2 separate regions of the Homo sapiens genome follow, and region 2 is linked to region 1. Evidence: read pairs that join two places in POLR2A ChIA-PET (ENCODE). Cell type or tissue: HepG2. All regions are shown on one strand. Each heading gives the region's core, and the rest is flanking DNA. Links, peaks and the distances in the headings are about the cores only. Region 1 holds the start of CTF1 (cardiotrophin 1). Region 2 has its middle 16 kb from the start of PRR14.

The links. ChIA-PET counts read pairs that join two places held together with the same protein. Peaks named below come from ENCODE experiments on the same cell type or tissue, not always from the same donor. Only the 100,000 strongest peaks of a DNase experiment are listed, where the experiment ranks them.
Region 2: POLR2A ChIA-PET joins it to region 1 with 5 read pairs; 2 of 35 experiments call an interaction of 5 or more read pairs at or near these places.

The regions. Positions count from the first base shown.
Region 1 is chr16:30,895,822-30,898,724 of GRCh38, reverse strand. CTF1 (cardiotrophin 1) reads right to left here and starts at 2,111. Exons shown (of 3, transcript NM_001330.5): 1 at 2,057-2,111. The coding sequence starts at 2,081. RefSeq lists enhancers at 1,525-1,574, 2,438-2,903. In HepG2, for the core only: no CTCF peak of the experiment used is centred there; DNase peaks (open chromatin) are centred at 1,524, 1,864 and 2,154; H3K4me3 peaks cover 1,411 bases.
Region 2 is chr16:30,633,052-30,635,954 of GRCh38, reverse strand. No RefSeq gene overlaps it. Among named protein-coding and RNA genes, the nearest start is that of PRR14, 16 kb to the left of the region's middle. RefSeq lists enhancers at 587-1,537, 1,538-2,489. In HepG2, for the core only: no CTCF peak of the experiment used is centred there; a DNase peak (open chromatin) is centred at 1,554; H3K4me3 peaks cover 1,897 bases.

The sequences.
Region 1 (2,903 bases), core at 157-2,656:
GAGTGTGCCACTGCACTCCAGCCTGGGCAACAGAGTAAGACCCTATCTCTAAATAAATAAATAAATAAAAACATAGAAAAGCTACAGTTAAAATACATATATAGGTATGTATTTTATTATATAATATATATCGGTTAGGCGTGGTGGCTCACGCCTGTAATCCCAGCACTTTGGGAGCCCGAGATGGGCAGATCACTTGAGGTCAGGAGTTTGAGACCAGCCTGGCCAACATGGTGAAACCCCGTTTCTACTAAAAATACAAAAATTAGCCAGGCATTGGGCTCAGTGGTTCACGCCTTTAATCCCACACTTTGGGAGGATGAGGCGGGCGGATCACTTGAAGTCAGGAGTTCGGGACCATCTGGTGAAACCCTGTCTCTACTAAAAATACAAAAATTAGTCAGGCATGATGGTGGGTGCCTGTAATCCCAGCTACCAGGGGGCCTGAGGCATGAGAATCGCTTGAACCTGGGAGGAGGAGGTTGCATTGAGCTGAGATCAGGTCACTGCACTCCAGCCTGGGTGACAGACCGAGACTTCGTCTCAAAAAAAAAAAAAAAAATTGTCCAGGCGCAGTGGCTCACGCCTGTAATCCTAGCACTTTGGAGGGCTGAGGCAGGTGGATCACGAGGTCAAGAGATCAATACCATCCTAGCCAACATGATGAAACCTCATCTCTACTAAAAATACAAAAAAAAAAAAATTAGCTGGACTTGGTGGCACACGCCTGTAGTCCCAGCTACTTGGGAGGCTGAGGCAGGAGAATTGCTTGAACCCAGGAGGCAGAGGTTGCAGTGAGCCAAGGCCACTGCACTCCAGCCTGGCAACAGAGAAAGACTCCATCCCAAAAGAGAAAGAGAGAGAGAGAGAGAGACGGAGTCTTGCTCTTTCGCCCAGGATGGGGTGCAGTGGTGCAATCTTGGCTCACTGCAGCCTCGACCTCCTGGGCTCAAGCGATCCTCCCGCCTGGGTCTCCTGTGTAGCTGGGACTACAGGCATGCGCCACCATGCCCGGTTAATTTTTGTATTTTTTTGTAGAGACAGGGTTTCGCCATGTTGCCCAGGCTAAAAATGCATAGAATCTTATGGGACCTCCATTGTCTGTGCGGTCCACCTGTTGACCAAATGTTGTTATGCAGTGCATGACTGTACTGCCTCCTCAGTGAAGCCTCCAGAATCACTTCTCCTTTATAAACGAACTCCTTCCTTTGACTTAAGGCCATTTGCATGAGTTCCAGGGTAGCTCTTTTAACGGCTTTTCTGTGTGTATCTGCCTTAGCCTGAGAGCCCTTTGAAGACAGGGCTTACATATTTCTACCTCAGTGACTGCTAGTGGACTTCAACATCATCGAAGTACAGAACTTCATATCAAAATGTGCCTTGAAGGCCCATTTTACAGATAGGGAGACTGACTTCCATTTCCATTTCTCTCCCTGATGCCCCATCCATGCAAGGCGCTGGCCTGGCTAGTCAGCGAATCAAGGTCCGCAAGAGCCAGTGTCTGGCGCCCCGGGAGGGACTCCATTTCCCGAAACGCACAGCGCGCGCCCGATGCGTGCTGGGGAATGTAGTCCTGACCCGGTGCCCCGCCCCCGCCCCACCCCCGAAGTTTCCCAGCACCAGTCGCGATCCTCAGCAGCCCAGACTTTCGTCTCCTGTTGTCACTCACTACTTCCTGTGACTCCAAGACTGCCTTCCCTTACTCTACCCCTTCCTTCAGCCCCCCAGCTCTGATTCTTTCCCGAGACTCAGTGGACGCAGGGGTCCTGCCCCAGCCCCGACCCCAGTCCTCCCCCTGGGTGTACTCGAACCGGTGATCTAAGCCCTGAGCCCAGGTCCCTGAAACCTCAGCCCCAGGCCTCCTCTAAACCCTAGCGCCTGCTGTTTCTCACAACTCACCCGCTCACTCGTTACCTGACACCGGAGCCCTGCCCTTCCCCGCCAAGGCCGCTCCCCTCCCGGACCCGGGGGTGGCGGAAACCCAGACCCCCAGCTCCCAATCCCTCTGACTCCTGCGCCCCTCAGCGACCCGGCGTCCGGTCCCTCAGCCCCTTACCCAGACTTCCCTCCCTCCGGCTCATGCTGGCCCCTGGCTGATCCCGGCTCCCTTCACGCCCCCCTTTCGAGGGGGGAGAAAGGGGAAAGGGCTGGGGGCGTGGCCCGGGCGCAGCCAATCAGAGCCCAGACCCCAAACATTTCATCCTACCCCCCCTTTTGAGACAGGATTCCTTGGCCCTGAGCTCAGCTCCTCGTCCGTGGGGCCTAGTGGGGGAAGGGGCCCGAGGGGGAAGGCAAGTTGTCTGCCGGGTGGACAGGACCTCGGGGCTGGGGGTGTCAGGGCCTGGGAGGCAGCCCAATGTTCTGCCGCGGGCTCAGGCTTGGACCTGAGGCAGCGGCTGCTTTGGGTGTAAAGCTGAGGAGACAGGAGAGGGAACTGCCGGACTGGCAGGACAGGAATGCGCAGGCCCTCTCTCTAGTCTGGGGCGCGGCTTGCGAGGGAGGCTACGATGGGGGCCGTCAGGCTTGGGGCATGTTTGTCCAGACATACATCTCCTGGCCTATCTTAGATGGCTTCCAATCTCATTGTCACACCCACCAGGAGGGAGACAGATACACTGCTCTCCTCTTCTTAGCAGGCCTAGTAACAATCACACCCCGCCCCCCACCCCCAGGAGAACAAGCTACAGAGACCTGGACAGGAAGTCACACCCATACGTCAACCCCATTAACCTGGTGTAGACGGAAAGGAAGGCACATAGGGATGATCCATACTTGGTTTCTGGCCCCCGCGAGGGGCTCGCGGTCTGTCGAGGAAGCCCATAGACAACAGAAGCTAATGGGGTTTGTGAATGAAGACGAGGAGGCCCGTGTGTGTGTGCGCTTGCGTGTGTCTGCGTGTGTGC
Region 2 (2,903 bases), core at 153-2,652, 260 kb after region 1:
CTCACCTCAGAGGACTAGATGGAGAATTTTTTTTTTTTTGAGTCGGAGTTTTGTTCTTGTTGCCCAGGCTGGAGTATAATGGTGCGATCTCAGCTCACTGCAACCTCTGCCTCCCGGGTTCAAGCGATTCTCCTGCCTCAGCCTCCCGAGTAAGTGGGATTACAGGCATGCGTCACCACGCCCGGCTAATTTTGTATTTTTAGTAGAGACGGGGTTTCACAATGTTGGTCGGGCTGGTCTTGAACTCCTCACCTCAGGTGATCCGCCCGCCTCAGACTCCCAGAGTGCTGGGATTACAGGTGTGAACCACCGTGCCCTGCCTGGATGGGGATAGTTTTGTAAACTATAGAGTGCCCCCAATTTTTAGTAAAGTTACAAAGAATTTTCACACATTTTGAGTTTTATGGAGCTAGAATGCACATCACAAATACACCTATTTGAAGTGTACAATTCAATTTTTGTGCTAGCATGAAAATTTTAGTGCACTTTCATGACCACAAAAAGAAACTGCATATTCATTAGCATTCACTCCCCATTCCCCCTAGTCCTTCTTTTTTTCCCTGGGCCATAGCGTCTGGCCAATGAAACGGATTTTTGTGCTAGCGCGGCCACAATCAGTACTAGTACATTTTCATCACCCCAGAAAGAACCTCTGTATTTATTAGCATTCACTCCCCTTTCCCCGAGTCCTTCTATAGATTTGTGTATTCTAGATATTTCATATTTTATAAAACACCTTCACACATTTTTACTTGACTTCCAGGATTTTTCTTTTCTCTCTTTTTTTTTTTTGAGACAGAATTCCGCTCTTGTTGCCCAGGCTGGAGTGCAATGGCGCGATCTCGGCTCACCACAACCTCTGCCTCCCGGGTTAAAGCGATTCTCCTGCCTCAGCCTCCAGAGTAGCTGGGATTACAGGCATGCGCCACTACGCCCGGCTAATTTAGTAGAGACGGGGTTTCTCCATGTTGGTCAGGTTGGTCTCGAAGTGTGATCCGCTCAAAGTGCTGGGATTACAGGCGTGAGCCACCGTGCCCAGTCCAGGAGGATTTTTCTTTGTAAGAACCTTTTACAATGATCTGTGGGGGTCCATCCCTCCTATTTTACAGGAGAAAATAGACGGTTATCTAGGCTTTGTGAGTGCCAAGTTCGCACGCGGCTTTCGACTCCGTGGCTACATTGTCGGGCCGGGATTTCGCGATTTCGAGGAGGGATGCTCGGCCTCCTCCTACTAGCGTGGTTGGGGCCTCGGCCAGGGCCGAGTTCCGCGGGGGAGAGCCCCAGGGTTCTGCCACCGCACCGTTGACCTAGAATGCACGTGGGGACAGCCAAAGGTCCAGTCTCCAGTCTCGGAACCCGCGGGCCCCCGAACACGTCTGCCTGCTTGGTCTTCTTTGAACCCAAGTCCCACCGCCCACCAGGATCCTAATGACGCCGGCCTGGGGAACTCCCACGCACGCGCCGTTCAAACGCCCCGCCCTCCGCGGCCCAATCACCGCACACCTTGTTTGGACGTTCGACCAGAAGCGTCCTATCAGCGAGCGCGATCCTAGAGACTGACCAGGATCCGTGACGCCCGTTCGGGTGGGCAGTGCCAGTGCGCTGAAGGGCAAGCCTCAGGGGAAGCTTGTTCCTTATTTAGTAAGATTAGCTTGACTAAGGGAGCGAAGGGCGTCACACTGCTTTTGGAAACAGGTGGTGAGGCTGGCGTCGCCATGTTTTCTAAGGGACTTTCTCAGGATCAGATCCAAGAGTGGTCCTTTAGGGCTTTTTTTTTTTTTTTTTGAGACGTTGTCTCGCCCTGTCACCCAGGCTGGAGTGCAGTGGCGCGATCTCGGCTCAGTGCAACTTCCGTCTCTCGGGTTCAAGCAATTCTCCTGCCTCAGCCTCCAGGGTAACTGCGATTACAGGCTCCCGCCACCACGCCAGGCTAATTTTTGTATTTTAAGTAGAGACGGGATTTCACCATATTGGCCAGGCTGGTCTTGAACCCCTGACTTCCAGTGATCCGCCAACCTCAGCCTCCCAAAGGGGCTTTTAAATGTAAGGGCCGCGCAGGGGCTCCGGGTAGGGCATGAAAGGTTGGGAGGGGCCCTAGCCATTGTCTTTTTTGTTATTGTTAAGGCTGACTTTTTTTAGGCTGTCGCCCATTCTAGAATGCAGCGGCGTGATCTTGGCTCACTGCAGCCTCGACTTCCCTGGCTCAAGTGATCCTCCCACCTCAGCCTCCCGAGTTGCTGGGACCACAGGTGCCACACCGCGCCCGCTTAATTTTTTTTTCTTTATATATATTTTTTTGTAGTGACGGGGTTTCGAACTCCAGGACTCAACGGAGCCTCCCATCTCAGACTCTGGGTGAGATTATAGGCGTTAACCATGACTCCCTACCCAGTATAAACTCAAACACACCAGGCGCAGCAGCTCACGCCTGTAATCCCAGCACTTTGGGAGGTGAAGGCAGGTGGATCACCTGAAGTCAGGAGTTCGAGACCAGCCTGGCCAACATGGCGAAATCCCGTCTCTACTAACAATAACAAAAATTAGCTGGGCGTGGTGGCAGGCGCCTGTAATACCAGAGATTCAGGAGGCTGAGGCAGGAGAATCGCTTGAACCCAGGAGGTGGAGGTTGCAGCCAGCCAAGATCGTGCCATTGCACTCCAGCTGGGGCAACAAGAGTGAAACTCTGTCTCAAAAAAACAAAAACAAAAGCAAATAAAATATTGCTGGGCGCGGTGGCTCACACCTGTAATCCCAGCAGTTTGGGAGGCCAAGGCGGGCGGATCACTTGAGGTCAGGAGTTTGAAACCAGCCTGGCCAACATGGTAAAAACCTTTTCTCTACTAAAAATACAAAAAAATTAGCCCAGCGTGGCAGTGGATGCCTGTAATCCCAGCTACTTGGGA